Regions from separate parts of the Mus musculus genome. Here all the other regions are linked to region 1. Evidence: chromatin loops called from intact Hi-C (ENCODE). Cell type or tissue: left cerebral cortex. All regions are shown on one strand. Region 1 has its middle 170 kb from the start of Gm14062. Region 2 has its middle 190 kb from the start of Gm14066. Region 3 has its middle 160 kb from the start of Btbd3.

Evidence for each region. Hi-C counts contacts between places; a loop is a spot of excess contacts. Peaks named below come from ENCODE experiments on the same cell type or tissue, not always from the same donor. Only the 100,000 strongest peaks of a DNase experiment are listed, where the experiment ranks them.
Region 2: a loop joins it to region 1, with 2.7 times the contacts of the local background. A loop is called at or near these places in 5 of 42 quality-filtered maps.
Region 3: it touches region 1 in a loop (3-fold over the local background); 2 of 42 quality-filtered maps call a loop at or near these places.

The regions. Positions count from the first base shown.
Region 1 is chr2:138,042,274-138,050,273 of GRCm38, forward strand. No RefSeq gene overlaps it. Among named protein-coding and RNA genes, the nearest start is that of Gm14062, 170 kb to the left of the region's middle. In left cerebral cortex, a CTCF peak has its summit at 3,126; DNase peaks (open chromatin) are centred at 3,679, 5,746 and 6,164; H3K4me3 peaks cover 440 bases; H3K27ac peaks cover 629 bases.
Region 2 is chr2:139,117,661-139,125,660 of GRCm38, forward strand. No RefSeq gene overlaps it. Among named protein-coding and RNA genes, the nearest start is that of Gm14066, 190 kb to the right of the region's middle. In left cerebral cortex, no CTCF peak of the experiment used is centred here; a DNase peak (open chromatin) is centred at 3,483.
Region 3 is chr2:138,115,846-138,123,845 of GRCm38, forward strand. No RefSeq gene overlaps it. Among named protein-coding and RNA genes, the nearest start is that of Btbd3, 160 kb to the right of the region's middle. In left cerebral cortex, no CTCF peak of the experiment used is centred here; DNase peaks (open chromatin) are centred at 4,495 and 5,252; H3K27ac peaks cover 520 bases.

The sequences.
Region 1 (8,000 bases):
TTTCATTTTTCAAAACTCTTGGCTTCTGTGCATGTAAGCAGTGAGACTTGCTGTGTATCCCAGTATTGGCAGATTTCTGTACACACTTTCTCACATCATCAACTAGACATTAGTAACTTTTTGTCTGGGGATTTCTTCTAAAAACAAGGTCTCAAAGAATTTTAATCAAAATACTCTGGGTTGGGAAAAAATAAATAAAAGAATAATTTTTGGGGTCAAAGACCTAGAAATTTTTGTAGATAAAATTTATTATAGTTTATGCATATTTAAATGAAAAATCTTTGAATATTTTTTACTTTTTAAATTCCATTCACCTTTCCAGCTTTATTTGTATTCTTCTTTTACTTTTATATTTACCCTTTATTTAGGATTTTCAAACTGTATTTTTTTTTTAAATAAAGGTTTAGAAAAATAAGTTCTCTGGAGCGTCTTATGAGTTCTCCTTTGATTCAAATAGTGTTTATTCTTGATTTTATAAAAGGTAAAGATACTGGTATATTCAAAAAATGTTAATCTCCCGGTTGGTCATGATGAAAATGCACAGTTTTTACCAACTCAGATTGACAACTCCATCCACTCTTCCTACCAGGACTCAAGACTGAAAGTCTCAAGAAGGGAGGGTTTAAACTGTAAGTCATTTATCTTCTGGGAAAGACCTTATAGATGTACAGTTACTTTGCTGGGACCAGTCACCTGCACAATGGTGCAGAATAACTCCATGTAGTATATAAACAAATGAGGTCTCTCTTCCCATAAATCTTCATTAATAAAAGCAAGCTATAGGCTAGATTTGACACATGGGCTATGATTTGCCGAACCCTGAGCTTAACCAAGAGGGGAATCTGACATAAACTTTTACAAAGATCTCTGAGTTGCAATTGTTATAGGTAGAAAATTTAAAGATATAGGCAGAGATAGAAGTAGACATGAGAGGGTCAGTGTTTATCTACCCATTTAATTGCATTGTTAAAGAGAATTCTCCAATAGAAGGGAAACGCATGCACCACCTCATGTGCTCTCAACTTCATCCTCTTGTAACTTCTGGAAGAATCACCTTTTATTTATTTAAAAAATACCTATTGTATTTATATACATGTGTGCGTGCCTGAGTGTTTGTGTGCATACAGTGTGAACACAGGAGCCTGGCAGGAGGGTGTTAGAAGGGGAATCAAATCTCCTGAAACTGTAGTTCAAGATGCGTGTGAGCCACTCTATGAGTTATGGGAACAGAATTTGGGGTCTCTGAAATAGCCAGTGTTCTTAACCACTGAGCCTTCTCTACAGTCCCAGAGGTTGTATTTAATTTATTTATCTTATTTTATTAGATATTTTCTTTATTTACATTTCTAATGCTATCCCGAAAGTTACCTGTACCCTCCCCCCGCCCTGCTCCCCTACCCCCCACTCCCACTTCTTGGCCCTGGCGTTCCCCTGTACTGGGGCATATGAAGTTTGCAAGACCAAGGGGCCTCTCTTCCCAGTGATGGCTGACTAAACCATCTTCTGCTACATATGCAGCTAGAGACACGAGCTCTGGGGGTACTGGTTAGTTCATATTGTTGTTCCACTGTTAGGGTTGCAGACCCCTTCAGGCCCTTGCGTACTTTCTCTAGCTTCACTTTTGGGGGGCCCTGTGTTCCATCCTATAGATGACTGTGAGCATCCACTTCTGTATTTGCCAGGCACTGGCATAGCCTTATACGAGACAGCTATATCAGGGTCCTTTCAGCAAAATCTCGCTGGCATATGCAATAGTGTCTGGGTTTGGTGACTGATTATGGGATGGATCCCCATGTGGGGTAGTCTCTGGATAGTCCCTCCTTTCGTCTTAGCTCCAAACTTTGTCTCTGTAACTCCTTTCATGGGTATTTTTTCCCTATTCTAAGGAGGAATGAAGTGTCCACACGTTGGTCTTCCTTTTTCTTGATTTTCTTGTGTTTTGCAAATTGTATCTTGGGTATTCTAAGTTTCTGGGCTAATATCCACTTATCAGTGAGTGCATATTTAGTGACTTCTTTTGTGATTGGGTTACCTCACTAAGGATGATATCCTCCAGATACATCCATGTGCCCAAGAATTTCATAAAGTCATTGTTTTTAAGAGCTGAGTAGTACTCCATTGTGTAAATGTGAGGTTGATTTTAAAGAAGCAATATAATTCATCAACTCTCTGGGAGAAGTCTCAGGAAAGAAAGTTAGTTAGTAAGAGAAAGAAGGAAGGAAGAGAGGGAGGGAAGGAGGGAGGGAGGGAGGGAGGGAGGGAGGGAGGGAGGGAGGGAGGGAGGGAGGGAGAGAAAGGATGTATTTCCTCTCTTAAAACCATTTGCACTGGTCAGTAGTGGCTCATGCCTTTAATCCCAGCACTTGGGAGACAGAGGCAGGCAGATTTTTGAGTTTGAGGCCAGTCTAGTCTACAAAGTGAGTTCCAGGACAGCCAGGGCTATATAGAGAAACCATGTCTCCAACAAATAAAAATAAACAAATAAATAAACAAACAAAACAAAAAAAACATTTGCTGTTTATCAGAGACTCAGCCTGCTTTACCCCGAACAGAACATGCAAGCAGCAAAGTCAGACCTCTATAATGAGAAAATGTGTAACTGAAGTAGAAGAAAATGCCTTCATTTGGCACTGACTGTCCATTACTTACTAGGTGACAGTCACACAACATATTCCTTTCTTCTAATAGTCCTATGAAGCTCATGATATCCTTTATGCCCATTTTAAGTTCATCATAACAGAGGCATTAAACATTCAAGTTACACACAGTTCATTCATTAGAAGTGGGACTGAAACTCTATCTCAACTTTCTATCTCCCTGTATATTCTCCACAGCGTGCAAAAGTGCCACCTTCTTTTATAATGATCTCCCAAATGTCTGGAAAAGTAGAAAGCTTGGGGAACCTGCCATAAACTACAGACCCCAGGAAAAGATCCTCAGGCATTCTGTACACTATATCAAGAGATTCGCACAGTTTTGAGTGAAATGTCAAAAGCTTTGTAGTCTCTCCAGGTCCCACACTCCAAAGATACATTTTTTCCTACGAGTTTCTTTGAAAGAAAGAGCCCCCAAATGCCTCAGAGAATCCTCTAGCACACCCTTGTGGGTGCCCTTAAGCCAACAGACAACCTTTGCTGTTACGTTGGATAGAGAAAGAAAGGCAAAAGATGCTAAATCTTCTCAGAAAAAAAAATCTACTCTTTTGAATATTTTGAATTTATTACACACTTCCCAAGAGCCCGAGACTGAGCTTTGTGTTTTAGTTGAGTGCCCAGGAGGTAGCTTTTTATTGTTCCAGTGTATCAAACGGGATATTATGCTTTATTATGAGGCAAAATAATCCGCTTTACATCATGCCCCTACAATAGAAAAACCCACACCAGAGAAGCCCAGAAAGCCTTCTACAAAGGGGTTCAGGGAGGCAGAGTTCTGTGTCCTACATAGAAACAACCAGCAACCTCTGTGATGAATATTTATACTTTAAAGCTCCTGGTATTTGTGCTGTATACATTGTCATCGTTAAAAATGTGAAGGTAAATATTTATAAACAGCTGTTAGGGAATCTAGACTTCTTGGGAGGAATTTTGAACTCAATTGCTGCTTGGGGGTTTTTCTTTTAAGATGGAAATATGCAGACTGACTCTAAATATAACCCTTCCTGCCTCTCACAGCCCAGATGAGGCTCTGTTAGAATTTAGGATTAGGATGCAGGATAAGACAGCTTTAAAAGAAAAATTAGTCTGCAAGGAAATACCACTTCTCACCCATTGCAACGCTAAAGCACTAAAGACTTAGAGCACTAAGAATTGCAATGTGACTGACCCGAGCCACTGAAAATTTCCAGCATAGCAGGGGTGAGGGGATGGGGCAGTCGGAAACACAGTTGGGGGCTGGAGCAGTCCCAAACACAACTGGCAAGAAACTGGAGTGCAACTCCTTTGTCAAATTATTTTCGTGGTTCTTAATACTTTTAAAACTCCTTCACCTATTCCTTCCACACTCCATTAATTTCACTCCTACATACTTACCTCAGAGAAATAAAAGTGCATCCTCATCCAAAAAAAAAAAAAAGTGTATAGGGATATTCACTGCAGTTTTAATTCATGAGCTGCAAAGTGGAAACTACCCACATGTCTCTCAACATATGAATACATAAACAGATTGTGCTGGGGCCATATAATAGACTGTTAACCACACAGTAGAACCAGTTATTGACGTGCCCCACTGATATGGACTGCTACACAGACATCCTAGCAAACAGCATTCTGACTGAGCAAAGTCAGGGGCAAGAGAGACTACATACTCTACATACTATGGTTTCATTAATCTGACATTCTGAAAAATGTCACAGAAAGGAAACTGTCCTGACTGGTCTCAGGCTGGTGATCCTCTTACCTTGGCCCTTTAGTCCCAGAATACAGCTAAGCCCTGACACTTGATAGGTAGTGGGCTCCTTATCAATCAATGCTCACCAATGGTATGTTTTGGTAAGTTGTACTCAAAACAGCAGTATTGGTAGGAAAACTTGTTTTGTTTACATAAATGAAATCATAATATATACTTCTTTTTTTTTCTTTCTTTTTTTTTTTTTTTTGCCTGCTTTTGCTTACTCAGAATTCTTTGCTTCCTCTTCAATGAATGGCTGTCCTTAACAGGTTTCTGGTGATAGGTCTGACTTCTGTTTCCAAAACACAGACTTCAAGTACATGTTTCTTAATCACCATAGGTCAGTAGGCTGATCTTCTCCATTATCTTAAAGGCCTCCTCCAGCAGGTGGCCCAGAATTACAAATTTTAGGAAGGAGGGACATGGCCATCTAACCTCATGGATGCCACCTTGTTTAGATCCTCCAATCTGTGACCTCCCGGAATCTCTGTGAGAATAAGAACGGCACCAGTGCTTTGAAAGCTATGTTTCCTTTGCAACTGATCTGATCATTTGGGTTAGCTTTGGGGATCCTGCCTAAGGTTGAGATGGGGTGAACAGAGTCATCAGAAGTCGGTCCATTCCAAACATTTTTGGGTGGGGTTCTTCTTATGAGCCTCTGATAAACTCTGGCCAGGGAAGTCTTTGGGGTTTGTGAGCATGTGGAAGAAGAAAAGTTTATACCCTGTCGAGAAGAAAATGGAAATACATCACCCAATTTCCCTACAGGTGAGTAACCTTTCGATTCTCTCCCTGAATCTCTGGCATATTAGCTTGATTTACTTATTTTTAGGTACAAACGTTTGCTGGGAAGCAGCAGTTCCCCACCTCCCTGTCTTCCGTCACAGTGTGGAGTAAAAAACACCTTCCCAGACAGCCTCCAAGGAGGCAAACTAGGCAGAGGAGAGAAAGAACATAGAAAAACCCATGTCTTGCAAATGCCAAGAGGGAAAACAATCAAATTAGCTGGCAAGTCGATCATTCAGTGAAGCGTTGGGGGACCGACATAGGATCTTAAAAATCAACTCGCATGGGGAACCGCGCACTACCATTGCCTGGAAAGCAAATGAAGAATGCTGAGAGGTCTTTTTATCTCGGTATCCTGCAGGGGCCTCGAGTTTGTGCTGCCAGGGGACAGAATGCTTCGCGGTGGTGGCTCTGTTGATGCTCAGCTGCCAAGAGGAGGTCATGTGTGTGGCTCAGCATTGTGGCCTGCATCCAGGGCCCCCGCCAGGAGCAGCCGCCCTCAGAGGAGGAGCACCTGTTCTCCCTTTCCTGGCATGGAGAAGATGCCATCCTGCTTCTCCTCATGCCGCCTGCCCCTGAGTGTTTCCATTTTGTCTTTACGGATGGCAGGTGTCTGCTGTCTTCTGAGCACTAGCCGGGTGCAGGGGGAGGGGAAGTCCTGTCCATCCGGTTCAGCCCTTGCCTTGAAACACTCCTGCATCCCGTGTATCAGAGAGCAGCAGGTGCTGTGACATTTTGGCAAACACTCTTGTCCTGGATGATTGGATGTGTCACGCATTGAATCTGCGTCACTAGCATCTCATCAATCACTCATTGATTTGTACCTCCTCCCGATTCTAGGCTGAGCTTTGGGCTATATATTGTAAGCTGAATGTCCTTAATGCCAAGGTGGGCATAGCTGTCTTATTTAAAATAGCACGCTAGAAGTTCACATTCTGACATTCATACTAGCTAGGATTTTCGCTGTTATAATTAGCTACTCATCAGGCACAGGCCGTTTCTAGGGATTTTTCTTCCCTCTATACACCCACCATTTGCTGACAGTGGGTGGACACATTTGCTGTCTCTCAGACTGTAATGTCTCAGTCTCATCATAAGAGAGACTGTGGCTGGCAGTGTGTGACAATCGACTTGGGAAGGATACTGGTGATTATTAACTAGCTTGTCTACACAGTTAGGGACTGTTTATTAACTAGCATTGATTAAGCCTGTAGTCTGTGATCAGCCACGTGTGAGAATATTCAGGAACACAAAGGTAGGAAAGACAATGGTTGTTTCCCTGGAGTATCCTAAAACTTGGTTAAAGAGGTAGTTATGCAAATGTTTATGAAGCAAACTGTTGTCCAAACCTCTTTGGTGGTATCAAAGTTTCTCTAAAGCCTGACCACTCTGGGGATAATTGAATTTGCTTGTCCAGAACACTTCATCCTTTTTTTTTTCCATTTTTTATTAGGTATTTAGCTCATTTACATTTCCAATGCTATACCAAAGGTCCCCCATACCCACCCACCCCCCACTCCCCTACCCACTCACTCCCCCTATTTGGCCCTGGCGTTCCCCTGTACTGGGGCTTATAAAGTTTGCGTGTCCAATGGGCCTCTCTTTCCAGTGATGGCCGACTAGGCCATCTTTTGATATATATGCAGCTAGAGTCAAGAGATACTGGTTAGTTCATTATGTTGTTCATTAAGTTCATTAAGTTCATTAAGAGATACTCCGGGATACTGGTTAGTTCATTATGTTGTTCCGCCTATAGGGTTGCAGATCCCTTTAGCTCCTTGGGTACTTTCTCTAGCTCCTCCATTGGGAGCCCTGTGATCCATCCATTAGCTGACTGTGAGCATCCACTTCTGTGTTTGCTAGGCCCCGGCATAGTCTCACAAGAGACAGCTACATCTGGGTCCTTTCGATAAAATCTTGCTAGTGTATGCAATGGTGTCAGCGTTTGGATGCTGATTATGGGGTGGATCCCTGGATATGGCAGTCTCTACATGGACCATCCTTTCATCTCAGCTCCAAACTTTGTCTCTGTAACTCCTTCCCAGGGTGTTTTGTTCCCACTTCTAAGGAGGGGCATAGTGTCCACACTTCAGTCTTCATTTTTCTTGAGTTTCATTTGTTTAGGAAATTGTATCTTATATCTTGGGTATCCTAGGTTTTGGGCTAATATCCACTTATCAGTGAGTACATATTGTGTGAGTTCCTTTGTGAATGTGTTACCTCACTCAGGATGAACTCAGAACCTCTGGAAGAACAGCCAGTTCTCTTAACTGCTGAGCCATATTTCAAGTCCCATGTTTGAACATTTTAACATGCCTTTTAAATAATGTATATTTAAGGAAATAAAAATGACATTAATTCATAGACTATACAAAAATATGGTGGATTAAATGTGATCAAGACTATGGTGGTTTGAATAAAAATGGCCCCCATAGGCCTAGAGGGCATGGCACTATTAGGACATAAGGACTTGTTGAAGTAGGAGTGGCCCTGTTGGAGAAAGTATGTCACTCAGGGTCAGCTTTGAGGTGTCAGATGCTAGAGTTGAACCAGTGTTTCAATTTCTCGTTCTGGTGTCTGCTGGATATAGAACTCTCACCTCCTTCTCCAGAACCATGTCTGCCTGCATGATGCCATGCTTCTGCCATGATGATAAAGGACTAAACCTCTGAACTTAAGCCAGCCCCAACTAAATGTTTTCTTTTATAAAAGTTGCTGTGGTCATGGTGTCTCTCCACAGCAATAAAACCCTAAGACCCAGTGTTTAGTGACACCTAATCTGAATCCTATTAGTCTTTAAGACCAATATCAAATTCCAGGATCCTCAT
Region 2 (8,000 bases), 1.1 Mb after region 1:
GTGATGGCTTTTGGGCCAAATAGATCATCTGTGATTTGAAGTACTTGTGCTTAATCTGAAACCTACATTGCTATTTTCGTTAAACTCATGTCCATGTTCCTACTTATGGGGATTGTGATGACCTTCTTGAGCATTTCTATTCAGCAGTATTTAAAATAGTTTCCAAAATCCATGACAAAGGGAAAGTAAATTTAAACCTGTCTCTCCCCCATCCCTCTCAGAAAAGCTACCTAATTCCCATTGCTTTTAGGCACATTTACATGCCTATCCAACCATTCAATTTCATTGCTTATTAAGACAAGTTCTTTAAAGTCCTTAGCATAGTGACTGACAGGTAAGGTAAGTATTAAATGCATGCTAGTTATCACTAGTAGTCATTTTAAGACTACTTTCTCTTCTATGCAAATCTGCATACTCTACAACCACAGAACCAGTCTCCTCCTCTCTTACCCAGTTGTAGACAACTTTTACAGTTTATTTTATCTCCTTTCATTCTAAAAAATGGGGATAAGCAGTGTCATTCTCATCTTTAAGGGTAAATGATATAAACTGCATGTCTGAGCCAGTTACTGATAGAAATTCAACTATTTTTCTTACTACAAATGTCAGTACTGCTGAAGTGGCTATTATATTCCACTTATACTAATACGTATTTCATTTATACTATTTCATATTAGCTTTCTCTATGTTGGACATATGTCTCCATATTCTCTCAGAATCCATATGCTTCTTGTAGGTGTTAAATAATATAGTTCATTTCCATAGACTTTGTGGCTTAAGAATTCAGACAGAACATTCCGAGGACACCTCAGTTTTGTCAGAATTTTAAACTTCAGTCTCTTTAAAAAGCTGTCATTAAGCAGTGTCCACTAAGATAGTGCAAGGTTGGAACTGCATCCATACACATTTTTGCATCTTGCATCTGTCCAGGAGCAATTAGTTCTTTCAGGCAACTCATTCTGAATACATAGTTTCTTATTCTTTCTTCCGTTTTCAGCCTCAGGAAGCTTCCTATTACCTTATGCTGTAAGGATCTCAAGGTGCCTTAATTTCCATAGAGGGACTGAACAAGACAAATGCGTTAAATTCTTTTTTATGTCCTTGTTTTATAAGTCACAGAGCATCAATTCTGTTATAGCCACATGCCCACCAATCCAAAGGAAGAAGTTTACAATCTTAAACATGGATGCAATTACTGCATGATGTTTCAGCATGGCTAGACTGGCATGTCTTTCTCAGCACTCCTGTTTGTGTTTCTGGTTACAATGGCCCTTAAGAGAATTCTCCTACCTTGTAGAGCTAGAGGGCACCCATAAGTCATGAGTCTCTCCTCTTTAATATTAAACAGTGGGGGTAGAAGATTTTGCAACTCACATACCTTCCATTACATAGAAGATTTATGTGTGCAACATCTTTTACAAATAAAATAGATTAAACTCAGGTGACTATAATATTCATGATGAAATATAAGTATTAAAAATATAAGTATAAATGAAGTTCAACAGCTTTTCACTCCCATGGATCTTGTTTCTTTGACAGTGTACATCTTTTGGGAGAACTAGAGTGTAGTTGTTGTTTTTATTAATGATTGGATTCTTAGCCTAGTCCTTCCTCAAAAATGTAATGTTTTCCAGGGTTTGTTTCTTTGTGTCTAGGTGTGGGAGAAATCATTTTTATGCTTAATTAAAAGTATATCCTTTCAGAGTCTCATACAACATAATTTCATCTATCCATCCCTCCTCCAGAAATCCATCTCAGATCTAGGCCTTCTTCCTTATTCATCCAACTTTGTGGGCATATTGTCTATAATGTATATTATATGGGTTTGCTTTACAATTATATTACTGGACAGAGAATCTGATCTATGAATGGGCAGTCTTTAAAAATACTCTAAACCATTGGATATAAGTATTGTGATGAAAGATAATCATAACTTGGTCTAATTATAAATCTCTAGAAGAAGAAAAACTATTCAATGTTCAGATATGTCAATAACACATAAGGAAAAAAATGCTGTTAATCTCAGAGACGTTAAGCATACTCCTATCATGATCGTTGCATGAAGTTTCTCCACGTGCTTTTGACCACAGCTATAGGTATGTTTTGTCCATTTTACAGAGAAATAGGAGAGGATGGTCATGGAAGCAGAAGCATGATGCATCTTGATATAAGAAATGTAGATGTGGCTAACTGGAAAAGCTATGAGTCTGATTTTGAACCTGCTCATCTGCCCTTGGACCTTGGATTCACTCATTTTCACCATTCCTTGGCTGAGTCCTCAATGGGATTGTTTTTGCACATCACTTAGAAGGAAGAGCCACTATACATTCCTGAAGGTAGGTGTGACAATTTTGAGATGCCTCAGCATGGTTCAGATCTGTGTATGTTTCTAGTTATAATGAATAAGAGACAGTTTTACAAAGCTGAAAGGTGGTTGTTAGTCCATAGCCTCTTACCATTATTCTTGAATGTCCTGGGAAGATATTTTAATACCCACACACTCTTGTCATTACTCTTGCTCACATTTATGTGGGACAGCAGCTGGGCATGCAATTGTTGTCCTGTCTTAAAGAACCCCTGTAAACTTCTATGTCTCCTAGCTAAGGTATAGACTTGGTACATGACAAAGAGATGTACATAAGACATTCTATATTTCCTGTGGAATATTCAAAACATCATCAGAGGTGATGAGGTTGACAAGGTCTAGTGCAACATGTGGTCTCTTGCTAGCCCTTAATGTCATCTACTCTATCCTTCTGCCTTCACCAAATACTGCAATCCCATAAACAACATACATAACAGCAGATTTAAAGAGAATGTCATTAGTGTCTACAAGTTTAATCCTTGTACCCAGTATATAATGGTTCTGATTCACTGGCTAAACCCTGAACAATGCAATGATTTTCAAGTGTTACTTTTCACAGCATGTAAAACAACTTAAGTTTAGAGAAGAGTGTGTGTGTGTGTGTGTGTGTGTGTGTGTGTGTGTGTGTGTGTGTGTATGTATGTGTGTGTGTGTGTGTGTGTGTGTGTGTGTGTGTGTGTGTGTGTGGTGTGTGTGTGTGTGAGAGAGAGTGAGAGAGAGAGAAAAAAACAGTGACAGAGACAGAGAGACAGAGAGAATGAAAGTGAGGAGTGAGATTAAATGCTGAAGGTTGTAAATGTCTTGATCATAGGTCATCTCTTCAAACTTTACCACATCTCTCTGGACTGGTATGTGACAAGAAAAACAAACAAACAATCTAAGACAAGGCATCTACTAAACTATGGCAGCTCATGTCATACTTGGATTTAGGCAATGAGGTTATTTTCCTTAGGATTTTTACCCTTTAAGGAAGCTTGCTCTTTGAAGTCATTATCTTACAAGTGATGCCTTCCCAAGCCTTGTGTTATTCTAGCTCTTACCAAGCTACATTTTCAAAACTCTCATCCATATGTTTCTTTATTTAGACATTGGCTTTTGAAATGAAAGTTTCCTTCAGTTTAAAAATAATTCTCCTGTACTGCATAGCATAGCAAGCAAAAATATCCCATCTCAGAAGAGTTTGTTTTGCCAAGCTGGTGACCGTAAGACTGCAGTCACATGTTATCAGAATGTTAAGTTCTACACCATTCTCAACAACAGTATGACATTGCAGAAAAGCTCCATAATGATAATAGTTTCCAAACATATTTGAAATTTGCTCCAACACAGAAGGCAATGAGGAAAACACAAGCATGCTTGCTACCTTTCAATAGCCAGTTGCTAGAGAAACATTTGTGAAGTCTACCCCTTGGAATATCCTTCTATATGCTACAATTGTATTTTATTAGAGTCCAAAAGATCTCAAGAAAAATATTTCCATCATCATGTTGACAAACTGTGTCATGATCATACAATTAAGTCCTATCCTGATGCCCATAAATTTGCTGTTGGGAGTTAATTGAATGCACAGGATGAAGCATATTGGCTATGCTTCTATTTGTGCTAGAATAGCAGTGAATTGTTGGAGAAGCTGAAGATAGACATTCCTACTAAATACATTATGGAATGAGCTAGGAAAGCATGTTATCCTCCTGTCCTCCCCTGGATTAGCAACATATTATCCAAGAGGATGAGGTAATGCCTATGTTTAGATGGAGTCAACTATAAGCCAAGCACTGGCCTAGCATGAATCAAGAACAATAAAATAATAAGCTTTAGTCACAAGGCATATGACTATCAGTTCCACCGTATTTCTGGAACGAGGACCAGCTTTGCCATTGGCCTGGTCTGGCCCCAGATCACAGACTCCAGACCTTGTTGCTGTTTCTCATGGGTAAAAAATTTAACCTTTAATTCTCGACTCATTCATTTGTAAGCTATGATCCCAACATGCACATTCCAGTGTTACTGTTAAAAAACAACAACAACAACAAAAAAAAACAACAACAAAAACAAAACAAAACAAAACCCAGGATGACCAAGTCACTTGACACAGGCCACATATCTTAGGGAACTCTACCTGAGCTAATCAAACAATTTGCTCACTGAGATAGGCATTGTGGTGAAGTGGCTTGCAGACCTATAGGAAAGATGAGAGGGAACCTTTTGAGGGGCTTCGGAAGCTTTCACATAACAGTTAACATTGTTAAGTAACAATAGACAGGCATCCTTCACCTTATCCCATGATGGTGTCTATTGGATGGATGGATGCTATCTCTTGTCATGCTGGCTTTTTTTTCTCTGAAATTTGGGCATAGTCAAGTAGTAAGGCAAATAGCTATTATAGTATTGCTTGATGAGACAACATCAACTTCCTTTAGTCAATACTAGTAAAGAAGTAATCTGGTGTCTGTCTCACATAGTTTCCTTGCCTGATTTTGGTACACAAGAAGAATAATTTCATTTGCTGACTCTTCCTTCTGCACAGAAAAATTATCGTCTCTGGTAAGAAAGTATACTATAATTTAGCTGTTACCCAACCCTTCATATCTCAGGGTGGGGTGGAGTAGGGTTGGGTAGGGTATCCCATACTCCTTAGCATACCAGTATTCACCACTTATGATGAATGACCTCAAATATTCTGATATATTTTGAAGTGCAAAATAAGAGAGAGAGAGAGAGAGAGAGAGGGGGGGGGGAGGGAGGGAGAGAGAGAGAGAGAGAGAGAGAGAGAGAGAGAGAATATTTTGAAAGTTTCTAAATTAAATTTGGAAGAATGGAAGATTTTTGCTTCTGTGCTTTTGTTTACTTGCTGCCATTGTTGGGGGGGGGGGAACATCCTCTTTCTTGAGACAGGATCATACTCTTTTACCCTGATTTGACACTATCTTCAAACTCACAGCATCCCTTATGCTGCAGCATCCAAAGTACTAGGATTGCAGGCATGAGTCATACAGCAAGTCTCATAAAATGATTTTAATTAGCAGAAAATGAATTCAAGATTGACTATGAGGTCGTAGAGATATATGTCCAGGATACCTTTAAACTTAATGCCCTAAGAAGTTCAATGAAACAGATTTATTCATCCATCAACTCACTGACATAGAACAGTTACAATTTATTTATGTCTAGCCCATGTTTTTTTTTTTTTCTTTCCAGGGTCATCACTGAGTTTGTGTCTGAGTTATTTCATCTGAAACCACCTTAGTTACTAGACTTTAAGCAATATTTCCCATCACAATACTAAGTACCCAAAGTTAGTTCCCACTAAGGTCTAGCGTGACCACAAGTAGGGCTTGTTTCCCCTGTCTCACAGATATCTGTTATTTCTGCTTTTCTATTGTCACTTCACTCTGCTTTCTGCTTGAATTTTTGAGGCACCATTGTTGATCACTGAAGTAATCACCTTGAATTTTATCAATCCATCATAAAGGAACATCTTAGATCTTAAGGCAAACTTCTGTGCTCTTCCTTCCTGGCAATGGGGGATAGTTTTGGAGAAACTATACCAGATACAGCCATCATATCATTCTGCCAAGTGTTCTCCTATATACAATGATCTTATTATAAATCTTTGGTTAATGTTCTTCTCCTCCAAACTTTCACAATCTCCTCATTACAAACTCCATCTGCCATGTAAGAAGATCATAGTTTTATCTATGCAAACGTTGTCTAATGTTTCCAGCTCCAGTGACTAGCATAGTTCTCACCACATTTTAACTATAAACACCTTATAACTTAATGGCTTGGCTCATTCATGAACCTCAGAGAAACTTCCCATGGTCTACTAATGACATATGAAAGATCAATCTCTCTACTTCCCCTTCCATTTGTTATCTCAAGATTATTGCAGTTGGATGAATTCTCTCTTCTGCTCTTTTAATTTTTTGAGACAGGTTCTCAATCTGTACAGCCCAAGCTGACCTTTAACTCACGACAATCCTCTTGTCTCAGACTTACAATACTAACATGACTGGCAGGAGCCACCACATCCAGATAGTCTTCTTTAATTTTGTGAAAATGTTGCTTTACTAAGCATTTATTTCCCTTCTAGGCTCTCAGCTACTCATTCAGAGAGATTTCTATGCCTTTACATACTCAGTTTTCTCCATCAACATTTATATTACTTCCTTTACTGTTTATTGGAAATGATTTGCTCCATCTCCTCACCACACCTCAGATTTTTTACTTTCTCAAAAAATGACACATATACTTAATAGTCAGTAGATATCCTGTCACAAAACCGTGAATTGTGTAATTTGCAAAGTAAACGTTCAGCATTTAACTCTACTGTTAATAGACCTTTTCAGACTAACTTCTCTTCCATTTCCTTTTCTTTTTACTTTTCGAACAAAATATATGTTTACTAAGAACCTAGAAGATTATCAGTTACTCTGTGAAGCAATGATAAAATACTAGAAATGCATTGTACACTTTTACACATACACACACAAACACACAAACACACACACACACACACACACACACACACACACACACACACACATATAATCCAGATACACATCATTAGGATATAAAGGATGATTCCTAAAGAATATATACTATTATCATGTGAACTGAATTTGTAGAAAGAAATTAAGTTTACTATATCCGAAAACAAACTCTGTAGTCAGACTTTATATATTTGAGTCCTAGCTCTGCCTCTTGTTGTATTTCCTTGTGAATGGTACTTAATAATTTAAACCTGTTATCTTAGTTGTTAAGAGGTACAGAAGGGAGGTGACTGATAAGAACTAACACATAAACAGTTACATGTCAACTATGTTCCAAGTACATCATATCCAAAAACACATTTTGAAAGTATAACCCAAGAAAAAAGATTTTAAAAAAGAGAGAAAAGAAAGAACGAACTTTACAAAGCACCTGGTTAAGCTCTTGCTCCAGTACTGAGACAAAGGACAGGAAGACAAAAGTCAAAGCAATGTTCCCAAAGTCCACAGCTGCTAACCAGCATAGCTAGAATAAATGCTAAGAAGCATGTCTTTAGAACCTAAACTATCAACAAGCCCTCTTCTTTTGAAAATATTACTTCAAGCTTGTATTTCTCCTGACTTATGACAAAAGTCTCAGCCTGCAAGAGGTCATCATGGATAATGAGGAGATAAATTTAAGTTCTCTTCTATGGGTAGGTCAAAAATTAAATCCCATGTAAGAAAGCCTGTCACTGGCTTGGTATAAGCAAAGCCACTGCTTTCATCAAAGAATTTGGGAACGGATATTTGGTTGACCCTTGGTTAAGACTGTTCTGTTCCCCAAGCTATTAGGTCCTATCACAAAGCAACACAATTCTGCATAGCTAGTAATTATGAACATTGAACCTCGAATTATAACAGTATTATCAACCCAATACTAAACATTACCCATGTGCAGGCATTGTGCTAAGAACTTACACACTTTGCCTTCGTTTGTTTTTGTTTGCACAGTAAAGCAGGCCAGTTGACACAAGAGACAGTGGTGTATTGCTTATCAGTGAGTATGCACAGAGTGCCTGACTTCTTTTTTTTTCCATTAACAGGTTTATTTCTTTTTTTAATATTTTTATTATATATTTCCTCAATTACATTTCCAATGCTAT
Region 3 (8,000 bases), 74 kb after region 1:
GAAATCTAAAAAGTTAACCAGTGAATCATGTCTTCAGCTCCTTTAGTTAGTTGATATCTTAATCCTTTTCCTATTTCAGGTATAGATCTATAAAGCAATTACTTCTGATTATACCCCTTTCAGAATAAAAATCTATCTTTATTTCTACAAATTTAATAGTCTGGCTTTTTATACCTACTTGGTTCTTATTTACATTCATCAATACTTCCATTATCTAAGGTTTTGCACTATTTTCAGTGCAGGCATACTGTCTGGAATATTTTATTTTTCTATCTGAATGTTCATTGTTATAGCCTTCGTGAGGGTACATTGTACATTCTCTCAGTATAGCTCTGAAAATGTCTTTATTTCAGCAGTGTTCTCCCTCAAGGCATGTCTTCATAGAGTGTCAGGGATTTCCTCTCCATACGTTAAAACAAGGCTGGCTGTTGCTGTGCAAAGCCAGCTGTCAGTCTAATAGCTATTTCTTTATAGGTTGTTTTGCCTTCTTTACTAACACTGGGTTTAAGTACTTTTGTCTCTATAAAAATACTTTTATTCTCTCATTTTAAAAATGTTTATAGACACATGTTATACTTTGAGTATAACATTAATTCCATCTCCCACTTCCTCTATTTCATCTCTCACCATCTCTTACTGTTACCCTTTATCCCCATACACAATATCACCTTTACTTTTATTTTTATATACATATGCAATTTTATATGACTATATTAAACTAAGAACAACAAATGAAATAAAACATACAGGTCTTGTCTGAGATTGAATTGACTCACTTTTATCTCTATTTGTACACATTTCCCTATAGATAACATAACTTCTTTCTTCTTTGTGAATGAAAAAAAAAATCCCAGTGTGTTTATACTAACTTTTCCTTACCTAGTCTGGTGCTGTTGGATATTTAAATTGGTCCCATAGCTTAGTTTTTGTGAATTGTGCTGCAATAAATTTGATATAAAAGTATCTGTGATATTTTGACTTAGAGGCCTTCACCCAAGAGTGGTATAAGTGACTCATATAATATATCTATTTCTAGTCCATTGAGGAATTTCCACACTGATTTCCATATGGGCTACACTAGTTCACACTCCCAAAGCAATACATAAGTGCTCCCTTTTGTATGTTTTTTTTTTGTTTTGTTTTCTTAATGATTGGACATTCAGACTAAGAGGAGAGTGAATTTTGGTTTGATTTCTCTCATGGCTAGTGAACTTAATTTTTTTATATGATCATTAGCTATTTGTATTTAGCATCATAAAAAGTGATTGCCCAGGTTATTAATTCATTTATTGATTTGTTTGTTGGATGTTTATTTCTTTGTATATTCTAGATATTAATCCTCCATCAGATGTATACTTAGTAAAGGTTTTCCTCCATTCTGTAGATGATAACAATTAGCTTTATAAATCTGTACAATTTCATGAGATTCTATTTGTCATGGCAGCCAATATTTCTTGAGCAATGTGGGTTGCTGTCAGAAAGTTCATGCTGGACCTGCGAGTAAGATGCACCCTGCAGAAGTGAGTTGTATGTCTTGGTCCCCTGACCTTCATTGTCTATTTTTGGGCTTACTACTCCATGGAAACCTGCAGAAAACCCAAAAACTACCAGCTTGGAACATTCTCCACAAATCCCTTGCAAGTTTGGTCTGCCTGAGGCACAGCCAGCAGAGTCAAGTACCCTGACCTCCAATGTCTGGCCCACAGCTCCCCTAACCTTCCTGAGAAGTCCTACTGCCATCAAGATCATCCAGTCACCACCAGGGAAGACCAGATGCCTAAAGGAGAGAATAAGAACACAATCACCAAGATCCAGTGTAATATGACACTACCAGAGCCCAGCTATCTGGCCACAACAAACCCTGGATATCCTAATAAAACTGAAGCATAAGAAGAAGATCTTAAATTCAATCTTATAAAGATGATAGAGGCCTTTAAAGAGGACAAGAAAAAAATCCCTTAAGAAAATATAGGAGAATACATTCAAACATGTAGAGACATTAAAAGAGGAAGCAAATAAATATAAAGAAATACAGGAAAATATAAACAGGTGAAGGATATTCATAAAACTATTCAAGACCTGAAACAGGAAATAGATGCAATAAGAAAACTAGCCAATCCTGGAGATGAAAAACCTTGGCAGAAGAACAGGAACATTTCAACTAAATCAGCCCTATAGAGGATACTAGAAGGAAAATTTCAACCTACTGAGGGAGAGGCTTATCAAATCAAGAAAACAGAAGAAATAAATAATTTCATACCATTAAAACCAATAGAAGAGAAACACACACAACCACCACCAACATCAAAATAACAGGAAATAACAATCGTTGGTCATTACTACCTCTCAACATCAATAGAAATAAAAAGACATAGGCTAACAGAAAGAGTGTGTAAACAGAATCCATCAATCTGCTGTATACAAGAAACACATCTCAACAACAAAAATAGTCCACAATGCAGGAAGGATGTCTGTTGGGAGATGTTCATTGCAAGAACAAAGGGAAAGCCTAGTCAAGAGTGGTGGGCACAATGGCAGTAGTACAGGGAGAAAAGCAAGGCCCAGAAAACAATAGACAGGAGCAGAACAAGTACTCGAATTCAACTGATGTCCATTGGGGTCCCTGTTTGGGTGCCAGTTGTTGCCCTAACCGTCGGCCCCTTGGGATGGTTTTTGGGGCTAAGAAAGCATAGAAGCTGACTCTGGGAGTCAGGTGAGAAGCAGCAGCAGACTTTTTATGGTAGGATTGGGGAGTGCCTTTATACCCTATGCCCATGTCCCCTTGGTCTATAACTGATTATGGACAAGTTGGCACCAGCTGATTGGCTGCCCTAGTCACATTCCCTTTCTTTGTTTGATCCAAGGTATCAGGTAGGTTCTGGGGTTAGCAAATGTGCTTGCATGGGCCATTACAGACCACTAGTCAGAACATGCTGACTCACTCCTTCAACAACTTTTGAAATTTATTTCTATATGTTTATATCCAGTTTTTATATTACCATTTTGTAAAGCACTCATCTTTTCTCTAATGTGTACTTTTAACTTCTTTATTTTAAAAAACAAGTAGTTATAACTGCATGTGTTTATATTTGTATATTTTATTCAGTTCTGATATACACATATGATAATACCATGCTGCATTCTTATTGTGGTTTTGTAGCAATAAATAAATAAAAATGAAATAAAATGTGCCACCCTACATTTCATTTTGAGTGAACCAACAGTTATCACATAGACTCTGTAAAGATAGTAGTACTGTTTTGTGCATCCTAACTTGGACTAAAGCTTACCTGTGTCTAGACTGTGGTGTATAGTTTGTAGGTATGTGTGTACATATGCATGTAGAGAATAATCTATGTGCATTTTTCTGTAATGAAAGGTAAAATACACCTAGGATATTCCTTTGTTTTTGTTGCTTGTAATTTTTAAGTAGTTCTTTGAAAATTTAGTACAAGATACTTTTGAAATTTCATTTCTGTTTGTACTTGCATGGGTACCCATGGAGGCCAGAAGAGATTGTTGTACCCCTTGAAACTAAAGTTATAGATGGTTGTAAGCCACCTGACATAAGTGATGGTAATTGTGTCTTCTTCAATATCAGTATGTGCTCTTAAGCACCGATCAGTCTCCCCAGCCCCTTGGAAAAGGTATTTTTAACATACTCTTCTCTGCTCCTAATTTCTCCCAGATCCACACCTTTCTTTCCTACCCGCCCAACTTTGTGTCATACCATGCTTTCTTCTTACCCATTAAGTCAAACTTGTGCTGCCCATGTACTCTTTAATATCTGGGCTTTTTAATATGCGGGCTTTCACTAGAGTATAATTGATCTAACAGGAGACAAAATTTTTAAAAGTGTTCTCCCCTCCCCTCCCCTCCCCTCCCTTCCCCTCTCCTCCCCTCCCCTCCCCCCTCTCTCTTCTCTTCTCTTCTCTTCTCTTCTCTTCTCTTCTCTTCTCTTCTCTTCTCTCATTCTCTCTCTTTCCACAGCTTTCAGTTCTCAACCATTCCTTATCTAGAAGTGAAACTTCATGTTCCCACTGTTTCATACTACTTAAAGATTTACATGAAAACACATAAAATGTCTCAATAATTTTACATGTATCATGTGTTAAAAACATTCAAGATATATTGAAGTAAGCAATATATGCTATTCATATAAAATTCAGTTTTCCTACTTTTTCCTATGTTGTGAGGGTGCATTTAAAATTACATATTACTGAAATCATTGATTTTTATAACAAATTTTATTTTATAATTTTGAATTGGTCTTTGGCCATTTTACTAGTGAAAATAATTAAATTATTCCATATTCCATTTTTTACCTCCCCAGGCTCTTACATTTAACCAAGCAAACGTGTTATATTTATTGAGATTTATTTTTTAGAAACTGTAATGCTATTGGTTATTGTGAGTCTGCTTCTGAACTCTGTTGTTTCTGCTGACTCACTCCCAGATGGGAGTCTGAATTCAGTAGATTAGCTGCCAGGCCTCCTCTCTGTGTGATTTACTTTCCCAGAACTTAACTCTACATTTTTGTGTGTTGGCGGTCCCAGGCTTTTTCTCCTATTCCCCTTTAAAACCTTCACTTGAGCATCATTTTAAAATGCCCTAGATTAGAGCTCTTCTCTTGTTTGCTCTGCTCTTACTTTTGTTTCCATAAGCACAGAAACATGTGAGATTTTAGAAAGGGGCAGCAAAGCATGGAAATGTGTGCATAGTGGGGTGAACACTATTTTAACACTAAAATTATAATAAAGGATAAAGATGAAAATTCTATGGCATTAAAACATTGTTATTAATCAGTATTTAGTAATAGGTGAAAACATCCAACATATTATTAAAAAGAAAGCAATTACCCATTGCTATGAAGCTGCATCTTAATTTTTGGAAAAAAAGAACATAAAATTTTTTTTTTGTTTTGACCTAAAAATACAAGAAAGAAATCAGAGTTTTGTTTTTCTGAAGAATGAAGTTATACCTTCTTTTCTTTAATTCTTTTGCTTCTCTATGTTTTCTGTGAGATACCCATTTCCCATTTATAAAGTGCACAAAAAATATGTTAAAAATTATGAAGGAAAAGCAGGAGCCAGGAAACAATTTTCATCCACCCACCTGGACTCTTTGTCATATCTTTAGCCTGTTAGTTTTGTAAGGAAAACTGGGGAAAATGGAATAGCTCCAATGATGCTAACCAAGCAAAGTCTGCAGCCAAGTGGGCACATACAGCTCTGCCACCCATACATGCTGGCTGCTATCCAAGGGAAAATGTGAATTCATCTAGGACAAAGCCCTTGTCTCTCCACCCATGGCTATTCTTTTGTAGTGCAGGACAGAGTTGCCTTCGCCTGAGCAGCCAAATGCAGGTGTGGAGGGATGTGACAACACTTTTCACATCCTCTAAGACTTGCAGTTTTTCAGTTCCTCAGAATGACTGGCAATGCAATTTCACAAGGCATGAGAGACAGAGAAGGACGAACGTGGAGCCACACATTTTACCAATTCATGTCATTTGCACATCTATGATTAGAAAGAATTGCATCATTTTTGACATAGAATAGTTCATCTACAGCTATGATTTTATATAAGATGGATAAAATAATTATTAGACAGAGAAGAGAAGAGAAGAGAAGAGAAGAGAAGAGAAGACAAGAGAAGAGAAGAGAAGAGGGAAGAGGAGGGGAGGGGAGGGGAGGGCAGAGGAGAGGAGAGGAGAGGAGAGGAGAGGAGAGGAGAGGAGAGGAGAGGAGAGAAGAGAAGAGAAGAGAAGAGAAGAGAAGAGAAGAGAAGAGAAGAGAAGAGAAGAGAAGAGAAGAGAAGAGAAGAGAAGAGAAGAGAAGAAAAGAGAAGAGAAGAGAAGAGAAAGGTTGAGAAAGATGAAGAGTAGTGAGATGGAATTAAGAATAAAAAAGGGAGGAGAGGAGCGAGGAGGAGAATAGAGAGGAGGAGAGGGGAGGGGAGGAAAGGAGAGACACTATATAATAAAGCTTTTGAAATCTCTCTTAGGACTTGTGAGTTGGAGTAGTGTGGGTATTCCCTTCCTCATGGGTCATGGGTTGATTGTCCATGAGGGTGAGGGGAACAGAGGGAGCAGAGACCGGGTTCTGATGGCCTTGAGTACCAATTGACAGATGAATTTCTGGGATTAACTTCAATGATACAGCTCAAGTTTATTGGATTTTAGGGCTACAGGTGGAAAGGGCTAATTGGTCATAATACAGTACCTAACTATCATGTGGGCAGGAAGCCAGAGCAGGACTTGTGTACTGAGTTTAGCAGCCCTGCACAAAATCATTCTTCAGATAAGGCCAGACCCCTGTGTTCAGGGATGCTCTTTCTCCAGACAAAGTTGAACAGAGAAAAGAAAGCCTCCATTTTGTGCCAAGTTCAGAAAGACATCTGGTCGGCGGGGGGTTGAGGGGTAGGGGGGTGGGGATGGGAGCTGTGACCTTAATAGCAGGGTTCTCCAACAGAGTATGTCATGCCTTAAAGTATTGCCATCTAACACATGGTACGTGCACCTCCAGAAAGCAACATTTCCTGAGAGCCTGCTGGTAATTCAAAAATCTCAGACCTCATGCCAGACTTAAATTATTAAGTTCACTAAGGAGCTATGGTGAGTCTTTTGAATACTAGCACTTCAAATCTACTTGAAAGCATTTAGAAATAATAACAAACAATCAAGGTTCAAATAAAAATACCATAAGGAGGTAATTGTGTTCCTCTGAGCAGCACTCCTTTATGTGACAGAAACATTGATTCTGAATCCCCACCTAGCAGCAACAATTAAATGTAGAAACTTTTGAGAACATCCATAAACAGGGGTCAGGATTGCGTGTAAGCAGCCTGATCCATCCCTGCCATCATCCCACAGTTAAACTCCAGGAAAGATGTTTTTGTTCAACTTCTGCTTTCATTCTCTTTGAAGAGATGTGGCTTTGAACTAGCAGTGTCGCCGTTGGGACTGTTTTGTTCCTGCCACCAATGCTTCTGTCCTCTTTGTAACTCTCTGTGAGACAGTCCAAAAGTGGGACATAGCCTACAGAAAGGCAAGCCAACCAGAGGCTCTCCACTGTACAGAATTTCCCCAACTTCTGATTAGCTTCTTCCTCCTCGAATGGCATTAATGCTATTCTTGGGACCCCATCTCCCTGAGCTAACCATCTCCCAAGACCTCCACATCTTAATACCATCTCACTGGAGTATGGGATAACAACAAATGAATTGAGGAGCAAAAGAATTCAGTCTCTAATAGAGAGTTGTGTTACAAATATATTTTTTTCAATTTATTTATTGCCAAATCGGCTGCATAAATAATACATCCCTGGCGTAATAGAAAAGAAGTCATTGCTCACACATCAGGAGGCAGCTAGGGATCTGCTGCAAGGCTGCATGGCTTTTGCCTAGGCTTATTCTTTTGGTTACATGCCAAATGTCTGTCTATTGATCCAGATCAAACTCCATTGAGACTCCTGAACATCTCAACTCTCCTTCACGCATTCATCATGTTCCAGCAGGGCACTCCGGGCATGTTGTCACGGAGAAACAAAACCACAGGGAAGAGGAAAGCCTTAGTTGCAGGCTTCAAAGCCTCAAAGTTTACACAGCAACAATTTCTGCTTCTATCGACCATGTTCAGGGCTAAGTCAAGAAGCACGGGATACATCAGTGACATAGGACACAAAACTCTTGGGAATGTTAATTAACAGGAGTCAGGGGTCATGTAAGCAGTGGAGAAGATCAGGCTCATACTGACAGCTCATATATTATTCTCCTCACCCAATTCATCACAAGTCCTGCCAACTCTACCTTAGAAATACTTTCCACAGCTGTCTCAATTTCTTTTGTGACTGCTGCCAGTATACTCTGTCTTGCCTGTATCTGTCTCTGCTGTGCCTCTCTGTGTGTTTTCTCTGTTCCTCTCTGTCTCTATTTCTCTTTGTGTCTCTGTCTCTGTCTCTGTCTCTCTCTCTCTCCATCTCCCTCTCCCCCTCCTCCCA